2 separate regions of the Homo sapiens genome follow, and region 2 is linked to region 1. Evidence: read pairs that join two places in POLR2A ChIA-PET (ENCODE). Cell type or tissue: PC-9. All regions are shown on one strand. Links, peaks and the distances in the headings refer to the core of each region. The heading gives the core; the rest is flanking DNA.

The links. ChIA-PET counts read pairs that join two places held together with the same protein. Peaks named below come from ENCODE experiments on the same cell type or tissue, not always from the same donor. Only the 100,000 strongest peaks of a DNase experiment are listed, where the experiment ranks them.
Region 2: POLR2A ChIA-PET joins it to region 1 with 10 read pairs; 2 of 35 experiments call an interaction of 5 or more read pairs at or near these places.

The regions. Positions count from the first base shown.
Region 1 is chr2:110,899,698-110,905,073 of GRCh38, reverse strand. The region is part of intron 10 of ACOXL (acyl-CoA oxidase like); the gene reads right to left. Among named protein-coding and RNA genes, the nearest start is that of ACOXL, 170 kb to the right of the region's middle. RefSeq lists an enhancer at 1,137-1,637. In PC-9, for the core only: no CTCF peak of the experiment used is centred there; no DNase peak of the experiment used is centred there.
Region 2 is chr2:111,029,964-111,035,339 of GRCh38, reverse strand. It overlaps ACOXL (acyl-CoA oxidase like), which reads right to left. Exons shown (of 18, transcript NM_001142807.4): 15 at 3,626-3,713. It overlaps LOC124907866 (a long non-coding RNA gene), which reads left to right. Exons shown (of 2, transcript XR_007087182.1): 2 at 1-135. Among named protein-coding and RNA genes, the nearest start is that of ACOXL-AS1, 83 kb to the left of the region's middle. RefSeq lists an enhancer at 1,754-2,953. In PC-9, for the core only: a CTCF peak has its summit at 2,259; a DNase peak (open chromatin) is centred at 2,459; H3K4me3 peaks cover 1,586 bases; H3K27ac peaks cover 2,622 bases.

The sequences.
Region 1 (5,376 bases), core at 134-5,133:
GTGTTAACCATGTGCCTCTGATGCTTGGACATCTGAGACTTTACTGACCCTGGAGGGACAGGGGCTCCCAGGGCCAGCTAATTGCTGAAGACAGCAAACGACTCCCTTTGAGTGCATTTTTCATATGCAAATGAATCAGTTCAGGACCCCATTCCCGCTGCTTCCTTTATCTGTCTCTTCCACTCAGGGCCTAACCTAGTCTCCCCAGGGCCAGGTACCAGACAACTCAGGACAGACAGATCCTATGCCTCAGAGCCTTCTGAAGTTATCCATACTAGCCAGTCTTAAACCTGCTTACCAACCCTGCCCATCTCTTCCTGTGGAAACCACAATAAAGGCTCTTGCCCACATTTTCCCTTCATGCCCTCTCCCTTCTAACCAATGCTATTGTTTCCCCGTGTGGCCCTGCGTGGCATGGCGTGCCCCTTCTCTTGGGAACTGTGAGTAACAAACTATGCTTTCAATGGCTGTCCTCTTCTGATCTGCCAAGCTCACCATACTGAGTAATAATACAACCTACATTTTAAAACAGCACCTGTCACTGGACTCAGCCCACTGAGGGAAGGCCCGCTCAGTCTTCTGGTGCCCCAGCCTGGCCTGACATATGCACCCAGGAAAGACAGAGGCAGGAGGGCAGATGAATGTCCTGCCAACTCCCAGCAGCTCCACAGCAACCCCTCCACCCACCCTTCCCTGCTTCTCCTTGGAACGTTTGCTTGTCATTAGATGCTCTGAACAAAATTCAATTCTCAGACACTGGTGTGCTGGCTGGGAGCCAGGGCAGTTAGGACAGGGATAGAAGATGAAATGAAAGGAAGGAGCCTCCCCTATGCCCAATAGCCCATTCCACCACAGGCTTTCCTGCCAGGGGCCAGAGGGAAACAAGTGGGTGGGCAGAAGAGTAGGCACCACCCAACTCTTTCTTTCCCTCCCTCTGGCCCAAGACCCTGACAATCCCCAAGCACTGAGCAGGGAGTTTACTCTCACTTCTCACCACCCATCAGATGTGCTCTCTGGCTTCTCCAAGGAGGAATGACACTGAGGGCTACTGAAGCTTCTCCCACCCAAAGATGCAGCAAGAGGTCAGCCCTGTGACTGCCACCATCAGCCCCATGCAGGCAGCCTGGCAACAGCAGAGGTAGCAGAGACCGAGGGCCTCAAGACTTAGGGTCCCCAGAGGGCCTGGCCCGTGAGAGACCCTGCCCTGCCATGCTGTGGTCACCCTCTTATTTATGCTCTCAGGCCCCATTGGCCTCACCAAGGGCCATGACAGTCCAGGCCTGGACTCTGGTTGCCAGCATCCTGGCACAGGGCCCTGAACACAGCTCACAGGGCTGTAATCCCTGCAGCTGGCCAGCAATTACCGCCTGCCAGACATTTTTATTGTTCCAGTTTATGATCTATGTGGACACAATATTCTTCCCATCCTTTTCCTCCACTGGGTTACTATTTTCCTTTAAAAACACATACAAAGGCTATATTTCTCTCTGTAAATATAATTTTTATTTCAATACCAAAAAAAAGTCACTTAGCTCAAATTTTTCATGGTCTTTAAAATCAAAAAGTGGTGCTTGTGCGCACAGCGATATCCATGTGAGAATAAAGCCGGGCTCGCAGAGTGCTGTGAATGATGCCATTTAAAATTATAGATTTGAAAAGCTATTTCTAGATTCCAGCAACTCCTAAGGAATAGAGGAAACATTTATTTTGGGTTGTTTTATTTCATTCCCACTCAATTTTGAACGCGGCTGCTTAAGGCAATATTCGTCGGATGTGACATGGCTATTAATCACCAAGGCAGCTACTGCAGGCGCAGCCTCTGGGGGGGCCGCGCCATTCGCCTTCTCCCCTCTCCCTCTGGTCTCTTCTCCCAAAGGAGGCCAGTGACCTACTAAAAAGATAATTACTTCCCATGTTTCCTGCTCTGCAGTACCATTGCAACCAGTCAACTTCAAAGGAGAGGAGCTTTGGGGCTAAGCCTCACCCTGGACTCTGAGACTTCTTAGGGTGCAAACTTGTTTGCAGGTATCCCTGCAACCAGAAGAAGGAGGAACAAAACCTCCTCCACCGTCAAGGTGCTGACCTCTGTAGATAAAAGCTCAGTTCCTTCCTGGGCTCAGGCCACCTTCCTTTGTGGCCACCTTCCTTCATTAATAACCTGACCACAGGCAGGATTCAAGAGAGCTTGTAAGTGCCTGGCAGCTGGACCACTGCACCCCATTCCCAGTGGCTCCCACAGAAACCCTCCAACCTCTCACAGAGTCCACAGCCCATCTGTCCTGTTTCTCCCCCTTCTCTGGGGCACTCCTAGACATACAAACTCAGAGGGCAAATATTTTACAAAGTAGGATATTTTTAATGCCACCAGTTGAACTTGGAAGATTTGGCCCAGCTGGCCAGCCAGGATGTAAACATCTGGCTTCTTATTATCAGTAAGAATGTGTGAGAGTCAGACACCCTGATCTTCAGCCCTAAGCCTCACCACCTCCAACACCAGGTGATCCCACCCTCCACCTTGGGATCATGGAAGGGACCTCGCTGCACACAATTCCTGCTGCTTTTTTGTTTTGTTTCTTGTTCTTCCTTTTTTGTTTGTTTGCTTTTGAGGCAGAGTCTCACTCTGTTGCCCAGGCTGGAGTATAGTGGTACAATCTCAGCACATGGCAACCTCCATCTCCTGGGTTCAAGAGATTCTCCTGCCTCAGCCTCTCGAGCAGTTGGGACTACAGGCCTGCACCACCACGCCTGACTAATTTTTGTAATTTTAGTAGAGACTGGGTTTCATCACGTTGTCCAGGCTGGTCTCAAACTCCTGGCTTCAAGTGATCTGCCCACCTGGGCCTCCCAAAGTGGTGGGATTACAGGTGTAGCCACTGTGCCCAGCCCTGTTTTTTGTTTTTTTAAGTTGAACATGTAATGGTTTGCCCTTTGGGCCTGAGCAATCCTACACTGAAACATCAGCTTAACATATAACATCCTCTGTGTTTTACCTGTCATTCCCATGGGCAATTTTTTCTTTTTCCATTTTTCTTTTTTTTTTTGACAGAATCGTACTCTGTCATCCAGGCTGGAGTGCAGTGGCACAATGGCACAATCTTGGCTCACTGCAACCTCTGCCTCCCGGGTTCAAGCAATTCTCCTCCCTCAGCCTCTTGAGTAACTGGGATTACAGGTGCATGCCACCACACCTGCCTAATTTTTTGTATTTTTAGTAGAGATGGGGTTTCACCATATTAGCTAGGCTGGTCTTGAACTCCTGGTTTCAAGTGATCCACCCACCTCGGCCTCCAAAAGTGCTAGGATTACAGGTGTGAGCCACCACACACCACCCAATGGGCAACTTTCAATCCATCTGTAGAGGAGATGGAAGAAGCCTGTGTGTGTGTAAGTGAGTGTATATGTGTGTGTGTGTGTGTGTGTGTGTGTGTGTGGCGTAGAGATATATGCTTCTTTGATAGTAGACTTGACTGTGATTAAATACACAAAATGGCCCCAGGAAAGAGTTCTCAAAGTGCCCTTCAGATCCTTGAGAAAACTCAACAAATAACTTTTCCACCTTCTCATCACCTCTTTTCCTCCCAACCCTCAACAGTCTATCAATCCAACCACCCCAGAATAGAATACATGATTCTCAATGGTGGTGAAGAGTTCAATGACAATGGCAATTTTTAAACACGGGAATATTTCAGATATGGAAAGAGATGAGAGTCTGTGGCTCTGGTGTCAATGTCACATAGTCTACATACAGAGCAGTGAGAGCACCCCCAAACCTGCAAACACAGACACTAAAGCTCAGATTTCCTTGGCCAGAGAGTGTAGCTCTTCAGAGAAAAAGCCCTTGCCAATTATTCTTTTCCTTTCTCAAAGTTCATGCCAGATCAAAAACCTGGGGAACATAAACACCCTCCCCAACAAGTGCCATGGATTTAAAGTTGTGGCCAAGTATCCAGCAGGGGCTGACACTCTGCTGCTGGAGACTGCAAAGACTGTCTACCCCATCTATTAACACTGCAAAAGCAATGCTGAATGGAGCAGGCTGCAGATCCGTACAGGATTAGGATCAGGCTGCCTCCTCCCACAAGCTGAGGGATGACCCCCGTGGAGACCACAGAAGCCCCTCAGATAGGAGACAACACCACCCAGGATAAACCTGCAGCCCTGGCTCTGTATTTCCATTGAGTGGGTCATTTCTAGCCAGTGTTATAACCCTGACTGACAAGGACCAGTAGGGTCACCCTGGATCTGATATTGGCCAATTTCAGATTCTTTGTTTGAGGGTTCAATTACACAAACAAAAGTGGGTCTAACCCATCACGCTATGGTTCAAACCTACTTAAAATAAACACCAAGGAACCTGGCTGCCTTTGTACTGAGTCTGTTCTTGTCCTCTCTAGTGACTCATGCTGCCTGTAGGAGACCATCCTGGGACCAAGTCAACATCATATCCCCACCTGCATCACCAGCACAAGATAGAATGGTTAGAAATTCAGGCTTTGGATCAGACACACCTGGTTTGCACACAGACTCTAACACCTGCCAGTGTGTTATCTTGGGCAAGTAACAGAAACCCTCTGAGCCTCAGGTTCCTCAACCATTAACTGGGGCTGATAATGAGCATGAGGACTAAGTGATGCCTGACATGTAGCAGGTGTTCAAGGCATAGAAGGCTTCATCATTAGAGTCATTACCATTAACTCTGGAGTCTCTAAAATTACCTGCGATGCTGCTCATCCTTGATCTAGGAAAGCCATTTTAAATTTTCCCCAAAAAGCACTCTTTTTGTTTCTTTTTCCCAAACAAAGCACTAACTTACTCTGCATCACTAAAACTGTTGTAAAAAGAGCTTCAGGGTTAAAGTCTCTTCTACTCGACCTTAAATTAAAGATAATGAGATTGCTGAGAGGGAAGAAAACAAGCTAAGTCCACTGACTTTTTTAGAAGAAGTGTGTGTGTGTGTGTGTGTGTGTGTGTGTGTGTGTGTGTGTGTATGTGTGTGTGTGTTGAAAAGCTTTCTAACAGCACCTGCACCTTTTATGTTCCCCAAAACACCAGCCAATTTTCTTCTTCCCAAATTCCATGTAGAGACAGGGTGGACAAAACAAAAACCTAGGAAAGTGGTGTGGACAGGGCCTCCTAGCACAATGCGTTGCCATAGAAGCCGCGAGTTCTTTCCAGAGTCAATCAGCCGACCCTAGAGAGGAGCCTGAATGTTTTTCAGACAGTTCTCACCCAAGGGAAATTAATTTACTTTTCAGAATGATAGCCTTAGCAATATCTGTGAGTGACAGAGTGGTTAATGTTAGTCGTCAGAACTGTGATTCCTTGAGATTTTTTTTAAAATTGTATACTAATGAATGCAAAACAAAGTTAAAATGG
Region 2 (5,376 bases), core at 88-5,087, 130 kb before region 1:
CACTACGGAAACCACCAGAGACTGCTTAACATTTTTATTTCAAACACGGTTTTCCCTAGTTTTCAGGTGACAAACGGAGACAGATGCCAGAAGGTGTTTTTCCATTTGTTCCTAATAAAAATGGCTAAATTCTGAGTTCATTGTCATCTGGGGTGACATTAAGACTGTGCTTTAGGCCGGGGACGGTGGCTCACGCCTGTAATCCCAGCACTTTGGGAGGCCGAGGTGGGCAGATCACGAGGTCAGGAGATTGAGACCACCCTGGCAAACACAGTGAAACCCCGTCTCTACTAAAATACAAAAAATTAGCTGGGTGTGGTGGCGGGCACCTGTAGTCCCCAGAGTAGTGAGCAGAGATCATGCCACTACACTCCAGCCTGGGCGACAGAGCGAGACTCCGTCAAAAAAAAAAAAAAAGACTGTGCTTTAACAGACTGATCCTTCTCTTCCTTCCTATGCATTCTTCCTTCAAAAGGCTCCAAAGGCAACATCTGGGTCTGGTCACTGAAGACAGATGGGCTCCTTCTACTTCTTCTCCCATCCCCTGGAGGCCTCTGCCAGAGGGTAACATGCTATTTGAATGTAATGATACGCTGGTGAAATTTTACTGGCTAGTGTTATGTTTAGTGCATCCTTATCTTTAGGACCCGTTCTGTACAGACCTCCTCATTACAGATGGATTTCTCGATTTCAAAACATTCCTGGGCTTTCTAAATGCTGTCATTGAACTAATTCTTATGATTTTTCTTCCATTACTTTCTTTATACTTCCAAGTCCTCTTTATCTGACATTGAACCTGAAGCCAGTTTCCTGAAAATAATCACTTGTGCTACTGTGGTTATGAACCAATAAAAGGTTCAGGGTTGATTTGGATTTATTTTGTACTGTGCCATCATCAAATCCTTGATATTTTCTCCGGGTGTGAAGACCTCATACACTCAGACTTAACCTGTTTCATTTTCCTCTTTTTCTTCCCTTTAAGGAACAAGGTCGAAAATGTTCTACTTTGGTTATAAGAACTAAGGTTTTCCTAGAGTAGTGATTAGCAGTAATAAAAAGGTTTTATTAAACATTAACAAAGAGCCAGATGCAAAGGCAAGAGCTTTGGAGCGTTGTCTCATTTAATATTTCCAACAGCCCCACGAGGTAAATATCATGCTCTCTACATTTTATAAATGAGGAAGAAACTGAAGCTCAGAGAGGGTTTGTAACTCACTCACAGTCACACAGCTGGTAGAGGTAAAGCCGGGATCTGAACCTGGTGACCTGACTCCAGAGCCCCCATCCTCAGTCCTCACTAAGCTCCACTGTGCTCTCAGCAAGCAGGCTGTGCAGCCCAAGGCTCAACTGTCATGTTTCTAAGGTGAAATGAATTGTGCAGTGATTCTTTGACTTCCCCCTTCCTTTTCAAACTTGATCACATTTCTGAATGCTTAGAAGTTTTGCACCAGGAGTCCATATAGTCCATCCTCATGTCCCAGGAAGGGCGATATCTGTGGTCAGTACATAGGGGCCCAGAGGGAGGAGCCAGGGCCACACCACCCCTGAGAGTGAAGCCAGTACAAGTCTACCTACAGTGAATGAGAAGGCCCAAGACACAGTCGCCTTCAATCAGGGTGTCTCAAGTACTGTTTCATACCCCAGATATGTTTCAACCCGATCGGCAAATCTGAAGAAATAACCCACCAACAGAAGAAGGGTGGTTTACATAAATTTCTTAAAGGAATGAGGTTGATGCTGAGTGTATGGAGATAGTCCAGGGAAGTAGACACACTGTGGGCTCTAGGGTCTGGAGCAGGTCACAGGGGACACTCAGATCTCCAGCCAGGCCTGAGGACACGAGCTGTCTTGATAGTGTGACTTCCTGCAACCTCCTAATTATAACTGAATTCTATCTGAAGATATGCTCGTAGAACAGATAGGGCATGTACTGATGACTTGGTGGCTGGATTTTCTTTCTGATGAATAAACTGGCATTTAGATTTAAATATGACTCATTTTTGAGTTCAATTAAGATAAGTCAGTTTCTCTGAGCCTGATACACTGTGGGTGGGCAATACATTAAAAATGTTGAGTCTGCAAATGACGGGACCCAATCCTGTGCCTTCATGACCCATAGTCCCTGATGCTCCTGGTCCCTCTCCTCGCTCCTCCTCCATGTCCCAGGAAGCAGAAAGTGGAACTCAGTCAGAATCAGGAAGGCCAATGCGGTCATGGTCATTTCAGAGTGTGGTCACTGGGTGGAGACCAGTCTCTGGGGAGGTGTTCCCATGGGGCCCCTGCTTCCCGTCCCATGAGAAACCTGTGCTCTCGGCACGTTTACTCCAGAGCCCTGTGTTAGGAGGCTCACCCAAAGGTGCAAGGTCCCAAGAGCTGGTCCTTAGAAGGAAGGAAGAAGCTGGGCTCAGTCTGAGCCTAAAGCACTCACTCCAATCCAGCTCTCATCAGAGCTCCTAGGGCGGCTCCCACACATTCCTGCAGGTATAGTCACATGGCACTGAATCACATGCACTTTGCTCTTTTGGAACTGCCCAGTCAGGGAGGAAGGGGGATGGTCAGGCTGGGAGGTTGTGTTGGACGCAGGCACACTCCTAGGTTCCTGGCCATAATACCTGCCCTGATCCCACCGAGGAGCCCATCTCCATCCCATGAGATAGTGCCCCAGATGCAAGCTGTGGTATGACCAAACCCAGCCCTCCCAGGGCCAGCAGTGACCCAGTGTGATGAAAAATCCCATAAAGCTACCAACTCAGTGAACAACTGGCCTTTCTCTTTTAACAGCTTCTTCCCATAGATCAGGACATGATGAGAAACAAACTGACGATTCTTGAAATTAAACAATAATTTCAATGATAAGCCGTCATGGATCTTACTTGGTGTTCAGTGTTTCATTTTATTTTGCTATTTTGGTCGACTGAAGCCAAAATGAATACTCAAGTTTCTCAATCTCAGCATTACTGTCATTTGGGGCTAGATAATTCTTGGTTGCAGGGGAGCGGTCTGTGCCCTGTAGCATGTTAGCAGTATCCCTGGCCTCCACCCACTGCGCACCAGTGGCACTACCCCTCTCAGTGTGACAACCAAAAACGTCTCTAAACATTGCCAAACATCCAAACGTTGCAAAATTGCCCCTGGTTGAGAACCACTGCTTTAGAAGGTTGACCCAGTTTCTTGCTAATTTGATGATGAGGTCTAAGTAATTCTGGCACTTAAAATTCCTCAGGCAGGACCCCTGTTAAAACACTCTCACTTTATCTGTGTGCACACCCTCCCGTTTAGGAACGAGATCATGGTCAGGCAGAGGGCCACTTCTGAGGGACAGGCATTTTGCCAACTGGCTCCTGTCAAGTGCTTCGTGTGATTGTCAGGTTGTGTTAAGTGAGCTGTTCCTGACTGGTTTAGCATCAGGCTTTGTGGGTGTCATATGGTCAGTGTTCCTAGTAAGTTGGGAGTTGATTTACCACAAGCTTCAAGTCTCTGTAAGTCACTTGGGGCCCTAAATTCAACACACGGACTGTCCCTTCCCTGTGTGTTGGGACTGTCCTTTCCCTGCAGAGCTGTGTCTCCAGGGACCCGTAGACCCCTGAGTCACTCAATTACAAATATTCAACAGGAGCCAACTGACCTCGGTGAGTGTGTGCCAGGGACAGAGAAGCCACGTGGTGCAGACACGAGTTCCAGGCATGGAAAAAATCCTCCTTCTTGGTCTTTACCTGTCCAATCGACAGAAGAAAAATCACCATTGAGGATATTGTGAGAGAGTCTAACTTAATAGCAAGACAGACGGCAAACATCCAAATTTTCAGTACTACATTAAGCATGGACACAGTGCAGAACCTTCTGTAGGCTGGCCTCTGTGACCTGCAAAAACTGCTTGTTAGATGAATAAATATCATACATGTAGAGAAGCCCTGTTTCCATGCTTATATTAATTTATACTAATGGAGGTCACAGACGTTAGAGAAACACGTGAAGGGGAGAATGCAGGCACAGATCAAGTGAGGCTGTTCTGATTGGGTCACTTACTGCCTGAAGAATTCAAAATACCAGAACAAACTACTTGAATCTAATCCTCAACATAACCAGCCCACGTTCCCTCCTTCCTTCCCTTGCAGTCAGGAGCTTCCATTTGTTTCCAAAGTGTTTCTCAAACATGTTATGTCTCAAGAATTGGCACTGACTAGCTGCCATGTTTGATATATGTGAGGAATTAACATAAACCTGGAGATAGGATCCAGAGTGATGGGGATGTCATTTATGCATGTGACAAATAGCTTTTCTGCATCTACTCTGTGCAAGATAGTCTTTCAATCACTCTAATGAAGCGAGTCTTTTTTCTTTGCTTTGTGTTTTAGTTGGAGGGAAGTGAGGACATATTAATATAACTAGAGTAAAATAAGAATGAAGAAGGCACAGAGAACAGAAAGATACCGAATCACAAAACTAGTAATTACCATCATTTAGGAGGAGCTGAAGGTCTCAGATTCTTATCTGACCAGACAGGAGAGTTAAATGTGGCCCGTAAAACTTTTCTTTGTTCCTTCTTGACTTTCTTTGTTTCGAAAACCACATGGGTTTAATACTTAAACTTTTAGCATTTTTTTTTTTGTGCTCAAGGAAATAACTCAAATAGAAAGTTACACTCAATGTATCTGCTTCTCATTTGTATTTAACTCACACCCTGACGTGCCCTCTCAGTTAAATAGTTACTTGCTTCCCTGCAGCTCTGCGGTTTCTGCGGGGCCTGGAGATCCACATGTAAAATCCCTGCTGTAACACAGTGCTTTGTGCTCCGGTGGAAAAACAGCGCTGCTGAAAGCCTCTACCCATGTATAATTTAGCAACATCACCTGGGGCCGCAGGCACAGTTTGGAGGACAATGTCATGGGTGCCTCGGGATCCACACCTAACTGGGGCATCTCATGACAATCGAGGGAAAGGATAATGTCTGCTTTGCTCCCTGAATTGATATCTCTCTGCACTGGTGTCACAATTACAACTGAAAGGGTGTGGCAGATGCATGCAACTCTCAGGGAACAGCCTGCAGCAGAACATCTTGGCAGGGGGAGGACAAGAGCTGGCCAGACACTTCTGGAAGTTCTGGAAGGAGATGCTGAAGCTCTACCCATTCCACTGTAAAGGACAACACCAGGAAATCCCAGTTAATATGGTTTAACCTCCTAATCATGCACCGACTATCCCCCACCATTGCATGGGAGGCAGAGAAGAATAAAACACTGTGCACATGTGTCCAAATAGAATCAAGGGCACTTTTTAATTGCTTTTTTTTTTTAAACTCAATGTGTAGAGTAAGTTTTTCACTGGCCTGATCAAAAGAAAACCAGGGACAGAAAACTAACTGGCTGTGCAATGCAG